2 separate regions of the Homo sapiens genome follow, and region 1 is linked to region 2. The links are chromatin loops, found by intact Hi-C in ENCODE. Cell type or tissue: pancreas. All regions are shown on one strand. Each heading gives the region's core, and the rest is flanking DNA. Links, peaks and the distances in the headings are about the cores only. Region 1 overlaps KANSL1 (KAT8 regulatory NSL complex subunit 1). Region 2 overlaps KANSL1 (KAT8 regulatory NSL complex subunit 1).

Region 1 (7,704 bases), core at 1,186-6,185, 130 kb before region 2:
ATGCTAAGTGTATTTATTAGCATTTCGGTGTTGATCTAGAAAATTTTTACTTTTAATCCTGTAGTTTTAGAAGTATGTTATTCCTTTATCTGTTTCTTTATATCAGTTTTTCCCATAATTGGGTAAACTCCTATTTTATAAAATACGAAGTACATTTCTGGTTTTTTCTACATAGGTTACTAGACATTTTTTCAATTTGAAAAAACATTTTGAATTAAGAAACTTTTTTTTTAAAGTAAATACGAAATGTGGTTCTTGAGTATGCATTGATCCTGATTTACCATGTACATTGTCAATGGTTTGGACCATTTTCTTTGCTAACAGTTACATCATGTCATGTGATATGTGCAGTGTGATGTGTAGTTCTAAAAATAAGGCAAGGTAAAAATGCTCATCCCTTGGGAATTTAAAAAATGTATTATAAATGTGGAATAACTACCTTCAGTCATGAAATTCTGAATTGGATTTCCACTAGGTTTATGCAACAAAGTGTGCCGTTCCTTCGACCTTTAGCATATTTGGTGTATTTGTTAGTACCTCATAATTTGAGGTGATTGACTTTTTATTTTTTGAACTACTTGGAGGGAAACATTAAATGTTACAAAGGTTCTTAATGTCTATATTATGGTGAAGATGGTTGTCACTGATGGCCACCTCATTTGAGTATATACCAGTGTCTGTGATTGTGACCAGTTAAAAGAATGATCAGTTAAGAATTATTAGAGCCTTTATGGTAGGGTGGGATTTTCGGTCTTTCCATCTATATGAGTCCACTGAAGTGAAGTATTTTAGAAGTTTTCTTGCATCTTTTCTGAAAGCCACGTTCAGAACATTCGTATTTGACTTTGGTGCTTTACCAACGTGAGATGTTAAATTTTTGTCTGATTTTCTTTCTTCCTGCCTACACATGTTATTTCTCTGGTTAAACCTGCAGAGCACTCTTTGTTACGTGAGTGTTTCCTGTTGAGGAAAATTCTGGAAGTTAGAAAATGAGTAGGCCTTAGTTCACTTGTGAACTCATATCAAGGTGAGAAGAAAGTGAAGTAACTATACTAAACTTTTTTCTTCACTGTCACTAAGGCTACTCTTCCATCTCTAGTAATGCTACATTGTAACCAGTGTCTCTGCGTCTTCTGTAGAGGATTGAGTTGACCACAGGTTTTAATTGCATTTTAAAGTGAATAAGAAGTTTTAGGTTTGTTCTGTTCGTTATGACCTGATTTGTGTACTCTGTAAACATAGGGGTGTTGTGGTTGTTTGAGAAGGTATTTTAGTATTGAGAGGTTCTGATTAGGCCCCTTTGCGAGTAAAGCTTAGTTACCTTGTTATATCAGGCAAGCAATTTTTTTTTTTTTTTTTTTTGAGGCAGGGTCTCGTTCTGTCGCCCATGCTGGAGTGCAGTGGTGCTATCTCAGCTCATTGCAGTCTCCGCCTCCCAGGTTCAAGCGATTCTCGTGCCTCAGCCGCCTGGGTAGCAGGGACTACAGGCATGTGCCATTGGGACTACAGGCGTGTGCCACCATGCCCAGCTAAGTTTTGTATTTTTAGTAGAGACGGGGGTTTCACCATGTTGGCCAGGCTGGTCTCGAACTCCTGACCTCAAGTGATCCACCTGCCTCGGCCTCCCAGAAGTGCCGGAATTACAGGCATGAACCACTACGCTTAGCCTAGACAAGCAATTTTTAAAATGTGCTATAAAACACCAAACTAATCCACACTGGATTTTCTAAACATAGTAAACGCCATGTTTAAAGAGTAATGCGTATTCCTTTTATGTTTTTTCAGCTTGTGGGGAGATGGGTAGGGGCTATTTTTTTCTTCTTGGTGAGTCCATTAAGACACAGAAATAAGCGACTTTCTTGCTAGATAGATGTATATAGTTTTATTGTCCCTCTCCACCCCCCAACAAAGGACCTCTCCGTTCCATTCCTTGAGTTTAGAGGGGAGGGACTAGGGTAAACTGAATAAGTGGTTGTCTGTTGATTGCCCCAGAGTAAATCTTATTGAGTGGTTTAGAGATTTTGTTTCTTTTTCATTTTAGAGACGAGGTCTCGGGGTCTCGCTGTGATTCCCAGGTTGGCGTGCACAGATGTAATCATTGTGCGCTACAGTTTAGAGTGCCTGAACTCCGGGGCTCAAGTGATCTTCCTGCCTTAGCCTCCTGAGTAGGTTGAGCAACGGGAGCATATAACCTTGCTTGTCTTTTTTTTTTTTTTTTTTTTTTTTTTTTTTTTTTTGAGACAATCTTTGCTCTGTTGCCCAGGCTGGAGTGCAGTGGCGCGATCTTGGCTCACTGCAACCTCCACCCCTAGGGTTCTAGCGATTCTCCTACCTCAGCCTCCTGCGTAGCTGGCATTACAGGTGCCCACCACCACGCCTGGCTAATTTTTTTCTATTTTTAGTATAGATGGGGTTTTGCCATGTTGGCCAGGCTGGTGTTGAACTCCGGACCTCAGGTGATCCACCCACCTCAGCCTCCCAAAGTGCTAGGATTATAAGCGTGAGCCACCGGGCCTGGCCCCTTGCTTGTCTTATTTAGAGTTTTAAAGCAGCTTTCGTTGTACTCTTTCTTCATTTTAAATGTTCCTGCCTTGAGTGATTTGATTAGTCTATGTCTTGGGAAGCGTATTTTACCTTAGTGCCTCTTTACTTACTTACCTTAAGAAAGGAGTACAGGGCAGGTTCTTAAGTAAAATGGCCCCAGACACCTGGCTTGCCTACTGTGTCAGTGCAAAGAACACTTGGATCATGTCTTTTTCCTAAAATTGGACTTCATAACTGTTTCTTGGAAGTCTGTTTTAAGACTTTTTTAGTTCTCATGTTGCTTCTGAAGATGTATGTTTAAATTACAGTTTCTATGCTGATAAGTTGCGTATATACCTCTGGGCATACTAAAAGTTGTGCAGAACAATAGTTTATATGACAAGATAAGTTTCCCTCATCAGTACTTCCCATTCCCTGAAATGTGAGATCAAAACTCAGTTGAACCACACTATGGCTGTAGAAGACAGTATGAATTAGAAAAGACAAATATCCACTGTACTAGAGTTCACCAGCGTTTGAAGGCTATCAGAAGATATAGGAGGTAAGTGATATCCTTGGGTGTCACTTGCAGATTGAGGGGAGGATTGTGGGTCATAGGAGATGACTAGTATGGCAGGGGGTAACTATTATTATTTGTTTCTTTTTTAAGCCATGTGCCTTTTAGGATGTAGAACAAAATACATAGGAGAAAATAAGCCAAAAGGTGTGATTTACCAAAATACTTGGACTCCAAAAAGAGCTGCAATATATATTTTTTTTTATTAAGCATTTTCTTGTCTTTGGTAGAATAAAGGTAAAGCTAAAATAGAGTGCGGAAACTGACTTGACCAAAGTAGAAAACACAGCTCATGTTTATGAATCAAAAACAAATGAGTTTGGGCAGTCTGAAAGAAAAAAATCAAACATTTTATATGAAGATTTTAAACCTTTATGCAAAGAGTCCCTTTAAGGTGGAAGAGACCTTTTAAATAGAGTAGACCTTCCCCATTTAGTAGCACAATGCGGCAAAATAGTTGTTTAATAAATGTTACTTTCTGCAAGCCTTGCTTTTCCAAGATTTTAAGCTGCTTCCACAGTGTTAACATTTGAAAGCCCTCTACCAGGAAATTATTTAGCTGTGTATTTTATTGTTGCTGACTGTGAACTTACCCTTTTTTTTCCTGGCTGTAATTTTTTTAGAATTAAAGTTTCTTTCCAAGATTTTGAGGGTCAGGAAATGCAAAGTGGAGGTAGATTGAGTGCAGTTTTATCTAAATGTTATTTTAAAAACTCTGGTTCTTGTAACCTGAACCAGGAATCCAAAATGAGATCTTACTCTGAATTTTAATTACAGCAGATTCTGCTCTTATTTGGAAAAAGTTGCTTGAGTGACATCAAACTTAATGGAGTCCCTCACCTTTTAATTCCTTTTTAAAAAGGGGAGAGCTTAAGGTTAGACTTGGTTAAATTCAGTTGGAAGGTAAGTATTAGGGAATAAAAAAGAGGAATAACAATTTTGTTGTTAGGATGTTAAACCAAAAATTGCTAAGAACTCATATCTAGACTTTCCTCTTGCTGCTTGTTATTTGGCCTTTGTGACTGTTTGTTAGCACCTCCACCAGAGGGTGTGAAGGGAAAGAGGCTCAAAGCTAAGTACTGTAGCTAGTTTCTGGTTTCTAGTATAGGAGAGACACTTCATAGAAATACCAGCCTGGGCTGGGTGTGGTGGCTCATGCCTGTAATCCCAGCACCTTGGGAGGCCGAGGCGGATCACCTGAGGTCAGGAGTTTGAGACCAGCCTGGCTTAACATGGTGAAACCCTGTCTCTACTAAAAAAAAAAACAGCAAAAATTAGCTGGACATGGTGGCGCATGCCTGTAGTCCCAGCTACTCAAGAGGCTGAGGCAGGAGAATTGCTTGAACCTGGAGGCGGAGGTTGTAGTGAGCCGAGATCGCACCACTGCACTCCAGCCTGGGCGACAGAGAGAGACTTCGTCTCAAAAAAAAGAAAAAAGAAATACCAGTCTGATAAGTTGAACTGTCAGGAAAGTTTCATTAAACTCTCCATATGTTACCATGGAGAACTGAAGCTCTTTGAAGACCTTAAGCATGTCTCCAAAAAATTGGACTGTATTTTTTTGCACTTAGTGATTTACTCCTTACCCCTTGCCTCCCAAGAGAATGAAAAATGGATATTAGTATTGACTTAACATTTTATTGGCATTGGAAAAATGTACTTTTAAAAGTCATTAATTGACTTTTCTCTAAAGGTATAAGGTAGGTTTCAGTGGGAACTCAGGAATTTGGCCATGGACCCTCCCAGAATAACCTGTTTCCTTTAGAATTCTTTTTTTTTTTTTTTGAGACACAGTCTCGCTCTGTGCCCCAGGCTGGAGGTGCAGTGGCGGGATCTCAGCTCACTGCAAGCTCTGCCTCCTGGGTTCATGCCATTCTCCTGCCTCAGCCTCCCGAGTAGCTGGAACTACAGGTGCCCGCCATCATGCTCAGCTAATTTTTTTTTTTTTTTGCATTTTAGTAGAGACGGGGTTTCACTGTGTTAGCCAGGATGGTCTCGATCTCCTGACCTTGTGATCCACCCGTCTCGGCCTCCCAAAGTGCTGGTATTACAGGCATGAGCCACCGCGCCCGGCCTCCTTTAGAATTCTTAAAATCTTCCAGAAGTCGCTGATTTTAGGATTGTTCAGGAGCACTTACACCAACCATTAGGGCTTGTTGGAAAGAGATATGATAAAAAGTATGATTTTTTTTTCCTCTGTCTTTTGTCAGCTAAAGAGTGGTAGGAAATTTGAATTCAGTGCTAGCATAGAAGTAGGATTAACACCATTAATAGTTTGATATATAGACATCCTTCAGAAAAAAAAGTTTTCTTGAGATGGTATCTTGCTATGTTGTCTAGGCTGGTCTTGAATTCCTGGGCTCAAGCAGTCCTCCCACCTTGACTTCTAGAGTAGCTGGTATTACAGGCATGAGCCATGGGGCCTAGCCTATCCGTGTGTGTGTGTGTGTGTGTGTGTGTGTGTGTGTGTGTGTGTATATATGTGTGTGTATATATATGTGTATATATATATGTTTAATGGGATCATACTTGTTATATGGCTTGATCTTTTTAATTAGGGTTTTTTTTTTGTATTCCAGTTCTTCAGTGAAAGCATTGTGTATACATCTTTGAGTACCTATGAGAATATTTCTGTTGAATAGATTTCTAGAAGTGCAGTTGCTGGGTAAAAGTTTGAGCAATTACATTTGTGATTTTGATGGCTATTACCTTTATAATGCTGTGTAACCACATTTAATAATAGCTTAAAAAGTGTAGTTAAAAAGTTTCCTAGTCTGGGTACAGGTGCTTGGTCAAGTAAATAACTGGAACTTGTAGTGGGTGAAGCCTATCCTAGGTTCAGTTGATGCCTCTTCTTGTTAGGTGGTTGATCACTTCAGACATCCCCATTAACGTCCTAATGGATCTTCATCTGATGGGTTTAGCATAGAATGCTCAGGTTGCTTAACGTGTGTTGGTCTGCTGTCTGCCAGGCATTGTGCTGCTTGTAGGGGACAGAGATAAAACAAGCTATAACCCTCCTTTTTTAAGAAGTACATAGTTGGCCAGGCGTGGCGGCTCATGCCTGTAATCTCAGCACTTTGGGAGGCCGAGGCTGGCGAATCACGAGGTCAGGCCAGGCCAACATGGTGGAACCCTGTCTCTACTAAAAAAGACAAAAAATTAGCTAGATGTGGTGGCGGGTGCCTGTAATCCCAGCTACTCAGGAGGCTGAGGCAGGAGAAACGCTTGAACTCAGGAGGTGGAGGTTGCAGTGAGCCAATATTGTGCCGCTGCACTCCAGCCCGGGTGACAATGAGAGGCTCTGTTTCAAAAAAAAAAAAAAAAAAAAGTACATACTCTGGGGAAGAAAGAGACAAGACAAAATTGTGAGTTTATATTGTACCATGAGCAATAGCCAGGGTGTCATGGGGGTGCAGGTAAGAGCCTAGAGGGAGGGACCCCACCTCAACCTGGGAGTAATGGGGAATACTTGAAAGAGCATGTAACCTTGAGCTGAACCGTGAAAGAGTAGCATGAGTAAAGGTGCAGGGGCATAGAAGAGCCAGGAAACATATGTTTCAGGTGGCTGCAGTGAGGACAGGCTGGAGATGAGGTCTAATGTAAAAAGGGGACAGATAATGGTGTGTGGGGAATTTGGACTCATCCTTACTCTAGAGTCAGTGAAAGATTTTAAATGGTTAGATTTAGGTTTACCCCCTCCTTTCCTTTTTTCTTCCCTTTCTAATAATCATTTTGGTAGTGGACGCTAGATTAGAGGCTTGCTGAGACAGGAAGAAGGAAGAATAGTTGGGAGATTATTACTGCCTGAATTACTATAGTACATAATGAGGTTCTGCACTAGGGCATTGGCACCAAGGATGGAATGAATGTGCCTGTCATTCTGTGTGTTGCCAACCCTCACCCTCTGTGCACCACCTCACCTTTCAAAATTCAGTCAGTATGTCATCTTTTCTAGAAGCCTTCCTTGACCCCTTCAGGTGAAATACAGTACTTTATCAAGCTAGGCTACCTTCACACCTAATTTATATTTTACTATCTTGTATCTGGCATTTAGTAGATGTTTAAATTAAATATTTATGGTAAAAAGTAAGTTGGTGATTTGAGGTCATGATTAACTCAAATAGACAATGTTGAGGAGCAGGAGGAAGTTTTGGATTTGGTGTTGGGGCAGGGAATGGGTTTTGAATATGGGATGCTTGAAGTAGTTGTATAGGCAATGCTGAATTCTACTCATTTCTTTCTTTTTGTTTTTTTGGAGACAGTCTCATTCTGTCGCCTACGCTGGAGTGCAGTGGTGCCATCTCAGCTCACTGCAGCCGCTGCCTCCCAGATTCAGGTGATTCTTGTACCTCAGCCTTCTGAATAGCTGGGATTACAGGCAAAGACGGGGTTTCGCTGTGTTGGCCAGGCTGGTCTCAAACTCCTGACCTCAAGTGATCTTCCTGCCTTGGCCTCCCAAAGTGCTGGAATTACAGGCGTGAGCCACCTCTCCCGGCCCTACTCCTTCCCTTCCTTCCCTCCCTCCTTCCTTCTTTCCCTCCTTTTCTTCTCTCACCTCCTCTCCCCTCTCCCCTGTCTCCTCTCTCCTCTCTCCTCTCTCC
Region 2 (6,243 bases), core at 1,244-6,243:
TACCTGTAATCCTGGCACTTTGGGAGGCTGAGGAAGGAGGATCACTTGCGTTCAGGAGTTTGAGACCAGTCTGGGCAACATAGTGAGACCCCATATCTTTAAAAAAAAAAAAAGCCTGCTGTGGGCGAGCGTGTGTAGTCCATTTGCTCAGGAGGCTGAGGCGGGAGGATCATTTGAGCCCACCAGGTTGACACTGCAGTGAACCATGGTTGTGCCACTGCACTCCAGCCTGGATGACAGAGTGATTGAGACTCTGTCTTTTAAAAAAACAAAAAAACAAACAAAAAAAACACACGTATACATATGTAACTAACCTGCACGTTGTGCACATGTACCCTAAAACTTAAAGTATAATAATAATAAAAAATTAATTAATTAAAAAAAATCCTGGAGAGAGAAATGCAATAGAGGAGGGAATAGAGAGTGCTGGAGAGCTCAGATAAAGAAGAGGTATATGGATTAGCCCTTTGATGTATTCCAGAGCTTAGGTATTCCTCCTCATTCCTGTGAAAGATGAGGAAAGGATTGGGAAGGGAGTGACGAATAAAGTAGAAGAAAAACCAAGAGAGTGTGGTATGTGAAAGGCAAGGGGAGAAAGTGTTTTGGAGAGGGAGGAGGAGGAGGGATTGTCTGTGTCAGTTGTTACAGACAGGATCAGTAAGATGAAGGCTGAGAATTGAGACCATTGAATTTAGTGGGGTGGGGTTGTTGCAGACATTGGTGAGCAGTTTTGGTAGAGGGAGAAAGGTGAATTAAAGCATGGTTGGAGTGGTTTCAGGAGACAAGGCCACAGAAGGAATTGAGGGAACCATTGTAGATAACATTTTCAAAGAATGTTGCTGTAAAAGAGAGCAGAGAATGGGAATTTTTCTTAAGAGAGCCACTAGCAACATATTTGCTAATGACAAATAAGGGAGATGAGAGAATTGCTGGAACAATTAGTATTTGCATGGTGAATTTTCAGTACTTTCCTTGTTTTATTCTAGTATGCAGTTGTACTGTGTAAGTTTGCCATGTTCTCTTTAAAGAAAAGAATTGTAGAATTGACTGTCAGGCGATACCATTTCTTCCTGTCTATTCCTCGGACTCTACCTGAAATATCAAAATAGCAGAAATAGATAAGAATAAGGTATTTGGCAGGGTTTTCATATTGACATTTCAGTCTCAGTTTTTTTTTGTTTTTTTTTTTTTTTTTTACTAATAGTCGTATATCTCTAAAAGATTTTCAGAGGAGTTGATAACAGGAATGTCAGAAAACAGTATATTACTGTCAAGTGTAGGAAAATAGCTTTTTGTCAATTCCTTGATGAATTTAACACAGAATGCTTTTACATTTTAAAAAAAAAAAAAAAACCGCCACCTCATGAAAATAAAGCACCCTTCCTCTGTTTTGGCAGTTTACCAGCCACTATGGCATGACATCAGGAGTCGTATAAAAATTTTCTGAAGTATGTGGTGGCCTCCTGGATTTTGTTTTTTAATATGTGAAGTAGCCAACCTTCTTCTGATCCATGCCTAAGAACGAATGTAGTTTTGAATGTACATATAAAATTATAAAAGGTAGCTTAGGCAAGAGATAGGCATAAAACTAAATATCCTTTTGTTCCAATGCCACTTTCTAAAACAGAATCATCCTGACACAAAAGTAAGCTGCATGAAAAATAAGACAGAGAAATTAGTTGACTTTGGGAAATATACCATGTACTAGATCTAGCAGAAAGCTGGAGTTCTTCCAGAGTTAGAGACACACCCCATTCCTTCTGTCTAGGTTGCTTTCTGTGTCTCACATGGCTCCTCACTCATGACATGACCTCAGTGGTATTTGCTGATGAGCAAGCATCTTGTCTTCTGTCATCTTGAATTGCTCGGTTTTCCAGACAGATTTATTCAACAGCATTTTTGAATGCCCACCGTATTATTCAGGGCAGCCAGGTTGCATTGGTAAGGAAAACAAAGCCCTTATCTTCATGGAGCTTACTTTCTAATGACAGCAAAGAAGTTAACAGGTAAATTATGTTCTAATATTGTTACATGACAGTGAGTTCACAGTTATTGTGAGTACAGAGTACAGAACACACAAAGCAAGTGATTAATATTTTTTCCTTACCTGCATCTTAAATGATCTCTACTGCATTCCAGAACCAAATAAAACATACTTGAGGGAACTCATTGAGGTTTTGTTTTGTTTTGTTTTTTCTTTGAGATGGAGTCTTGCTCTGTTGCTCAGGCTGGAGTGCAATGGTGCGATCTCGGCTCACTGCAACCTCCTCCTCCCGGGTTCAAGCGATTCTCCTGCCTCATTCTCCCGAGTAGCTGGGGTTACAGGCATACGCCACCACGCCCAGCTATTTTTTGTATTTTTAGTAGAGATGAGGTTTCACCGTGTTGGCCAGACTGGTCTCGAACTCCTGACCTCAAGTGATCCACCCGCCTCGGCCTCCCAAAGTGCTGGGATTACAGGCGTGAGCCACCACACCCAGCCCAATTACTGTGTTTTTAAAGGGCTATCAGCTTAGTTGAATTATGGCTGGAATATATCTTAAAATTGAGATGCACGTTTAGTGCAGTAACTCTTTTGCCCTTAAAAAGGCTGGCCAGGCACAGTGGCTCATGCCTGTAATCCCAGCACTTTGGGAGGCCAAGGTGGGGCAGATCATGAGGTCAGGAGATCAAGACCACCCTGGCCAACATGATGAAACCCCATCTCTACTAAAAATACAAAAATTAGCTGGGCGTGGTGGCACGTGCCTGTAATCCCAGCTACTCGAGAGGCTGGGGCAGGAGAATCGCTTGAACCAAGAAGTCAGAGGTTGCAGTGAGCTGAGATCTCGCCACAGCACTCCAGCCTGGTGAGAGAGTGAGAGTCCATCTAAAAAAAAAAAAAAAAAAAAAAAGCTGTTGTTATATCACTTGTACTTCTTAAAATCAATGACTAAAACAAAGTGTTCAGTAAGTTAAACTCGTTGGGAATAAAGAGAAATGAGATCTATCAGTAAATAAATAGGAAGCCTTGAATGCCCAAACTGATGATTTGGGTTTCAGTCTATAAGTTTTAAATTTTTGAGCAGAGAAGTGTTGTAAGCTATTTTGGGGGAGGTAAATCTGCTGTAACATGTTTTTTTTTTTTTTTTGTTTGTTTGTTTTTTTTTTTTTTTTTTGAGTCGGAGTCTTGATCTGTCACCCAGGCTGGAGTGCAATGGCACAATCTCAGCTCACTGCAGCCTCCGCCTCCCGGGTTCAAGCAATTTTCCTGCCTCAGCCTCCTGAGTAGCTGGGATCACAGGCACCCACGACGACGCCTGGCTAATATTTGTATTTTTAGTAGAGACAAGGTTTCACCATGTTGGCCAGGCTGGTCTCGAACTCCTGACTTCAGCTGATCCATCCGCCTTGGCCTCCCAAAGTGCTGGGATTACAGGCGTGAGCCACCGCGCCCGGCCAATCTGTAACTATTATGTTTGGGATGGATTGGCACAAGAGACTGGAGGTGGAAAGACAGACTAACAGTAGTAATCCTGGAGGAGATAATAGTCTAAGGCCTCTACAACTCTGAATGTGGAATATTTTAAATGTAATCTAAGGAATAACCACTAGGGTGTGGTAAGTGAATATCAGAGTAAGGCTCATGGAGAACATGGAGTACTTCCTAAATCATAATTTTATTATAAAATGACGGAATTACTAGTTGTAATTACTGAATAGCCTATATTGCTATTTATTGTGTGTTTCATCACTTTAGGGGTCTAGTATGGTGGATGTTAGTAATTATCTAAGTGAATGAAGAAGCACTCCAGTGGAAAGTTCTTATATGCCATTATGTTCTTTTCCTGGCCCAGTGCCTAAGTGAAGTAGGTGTTTATAACTTAACCTAAACGTACTAAGATTTCAGATCAATAAAGTTATTAAAATAAAATTGGTACCAGCCAATTTTCAAATAAGGTTGCTTTTTATTTTTTAAGTAAAATTATGTTTATAATTAAACCATAAGACAAATAGTATTTTTTTAAAAAAGAAAAGAATGTAGTTTTATTAATAATTTACTGCATTGTTCTCATTCTCAATTTACTGTGGACCATTAGAAACTTGTGTATAGTCTGGCAGTGGAAACCATCAGTGTTTGGAAATGAATGGTTGAAAAGGCTGGGTTTTTTTGTACTAATAACCAGTAGAATAGGTAATGGCTACATTTATTACTAACATACCCTTGAAATTTTTATTGCCCTTAATAGCATTTCTTTCAATTTTTTAAAAAGTAGCAATTTCCTAACAAATTGGCAGTGTACTGGCATCATTTTAGAATTTTGTAGTCCTTGTTGTCATAGGGGGGATTGCTCTGGGCCAAATTTTAAAGCTGGCTTCCATAGAATTCCGAGTAGTCCTCCTCTTCTTCCCATTGTATCACACTTGAAGAGTGACATTTTTGTACAGGGCATTCTCTCATGGCTATGACCAGGTTTCCTGTAGACATCAGGGTAAATAAAGGTGTTAATATATGATTCTAGGCCTCCTAGTTTTGATTCCACCTATTTAAATCCAGTTTCATGACACCATGGTTGAGGACTAATGAACTAGAATATGAGTCAGTATTAAAAGTTAATAATTTGATACGTTCTTCCTTGACAGAGTGCAATAGACCTTGGAGGCCCAACCAACTTTTTCATACTAGTTAGACATTTGGAAAGGAGCAAGCATGCCATGTAGAAAATTGTACCTTAGGACATAAAGCTACTAAAAGAATACTCAGAAATCACTCTGTGCTTGGAACAGTTACCTCTAAACTGTTATGACGGTGTTTTATATATACATTATAAAACACATACAAAATAAATTTTGAAAGACTGAGATAAAATAGAAGCTTACACGTTTTGTTTCTTCACTCTGATGGATCTTCAAGAGCCAGTTGTGGGATATGCTTGATTGTGATAGAGTTGCCAAACCTTTGAAAATCTTTCCACATGTTAACAGTGGATGAGTTAGATAACGAATATCAAATGCAAAGCAAAAGCAAATGATTATAACCTGTCCTTGAGCCAAAAGAATTCTTTTAGTGTTTTGGACGAATATGCTATGATTAACAGAAAATGGTGAATAGAGTTTTACTTTGGTATTAATTCCTTCATAAGTATTAAATTGAGTATTTCTTGGGAATTCCTTCAAAGAGAATTGATAGCATTGCAGTATTAATTAAGGGAACGTGGGAATTTCTTCGTGTATCAAGTATTTTATCTCATTATTTTATTGAGATGCAGGTCTCACTGTGTTGCACAGGCTGATTTTTTGTTGTTGTTGTTTGTTTTTTGTCCCCCTCCCCTCCCCCAAGATGGAGTCTCGCTCTGTCGCCAGGCTGGAGTGCAGTGGTGCAATCTCTTCATCTCAAAAATAAAAAAGCCAGCTGTGGTGGCAGCTACACAGGTGGCTGAGGCAGGTGAATGGTTTGAAGCTGGGAGGCAGAGGTTGCAGTGAGTCAAGATCAAGCTACTGCACTCCAGTCTGGGCAGCAGAGCTAGACTCTGTCTCAAAAAGATAACAGTCTGTTTCTCTCTCTTAGTTCCAGCTGAGAACATGTGTTGATCAGTTTCCTTTTCTCTCTCTCTCTCTCTCTTTTTTTTTTTTTTTTTTTTGGAGTCAGAGCCTCGCCTCGCTCTGTCACCCAGGCTGAAGTGCAATGGCATGATCTTGGCTCACTGCAACGTCTGCCTCCCGGGTTCATATGATTCTCCTTCCTGCCTCAGCCTTCCAAGTAGCTGGGACTACAGGCGCGTGCTACCATGCCCAGCTAATTTTTGTATTTTTAGTAGAGACGGGGTTTCACCATGTTGGCCAAGCTGGTTTCGAACTCCTGACCTTAGGTGGTCTGCCCGCCTCAGCCTCCCAAAGTGCTGGGATTACAGGTGTGAGCCACTGTGCCCAGCCTCCTTTCCTCTTAGCATATCCTGAGATCTAATTCTAGTCTCCTCACGAGACTGCCAGAAACATCTCTGCCCTTTTCAGAGACTTTCCACTTAGCTTTGTAGCCTCCTACCATTCACAACTTCAGCTTTTTCTTTGGGAGGGTGGTACTTGGAAGTGTGTCATGCTTAGTTCCCTGTCCTCTTTTTATTGATAATTTGACATTTCAAGTCTCTAGTGTTATCCATTCAGCCCTACAAGAGTACCAAAAGCTCTGCTCTTTTTTTTTTCTTTCTTTCTTTTTTTTTTTTTCCGAGATGGAGTCTCGCTCTGTTGCCCAGGCTGGAGTGCAGT

The links. Hi-C counts contacts between places; a loop is a spot of excess contacts. Peaks named below come from ENCODE experiments on the same cell type or tissue, not always from the same donor. Only the 100,000 strongest peaks of a DNase experiment are listed, where the experiment ranks them.
Region 1: a loop joins it to region 2, with 2.4 times the contacts of the local background. A loop is called at or near these places in 17 of 110 quality-filtered maps.

Annotation. Positions count from the first base shown.
Region 1 is chr17:46,183,565-46,191,268 of GRCh38, reverse strand. The region is part of intron 1 of KANSL1 (KAT8 regulatory NSL complex subunit 1); the gene reads left to right. Among named protein-coding and RNA genes, the nearest start is that of KANSL1, 6.0 kb to the left of the region's middle. In pancreas, for the core only: CTCF peaks have their summits at 3,968 and 4,171 (motif pointing right); no DNase peak of the experiment used is centred there; H3K27ac peaks cover 317 bases.
Region 2 is chr17:46,059,007-46,065,249 of GRCh38, reverse strand. The region is part of intron 6 of KANSL1 (KAT8 regulatory NSL complex subunit 1); the gene reads left to right. Among named protein-coding and RNA genes, the nearest start is that of STH, 63 kb to the right of the region's middle. In pancreas, for the core only: a CTCF peak has its summit at 3,579; no DNase peak of the experiment used is centred there; H3K27ac peaks cover 2,039 bases.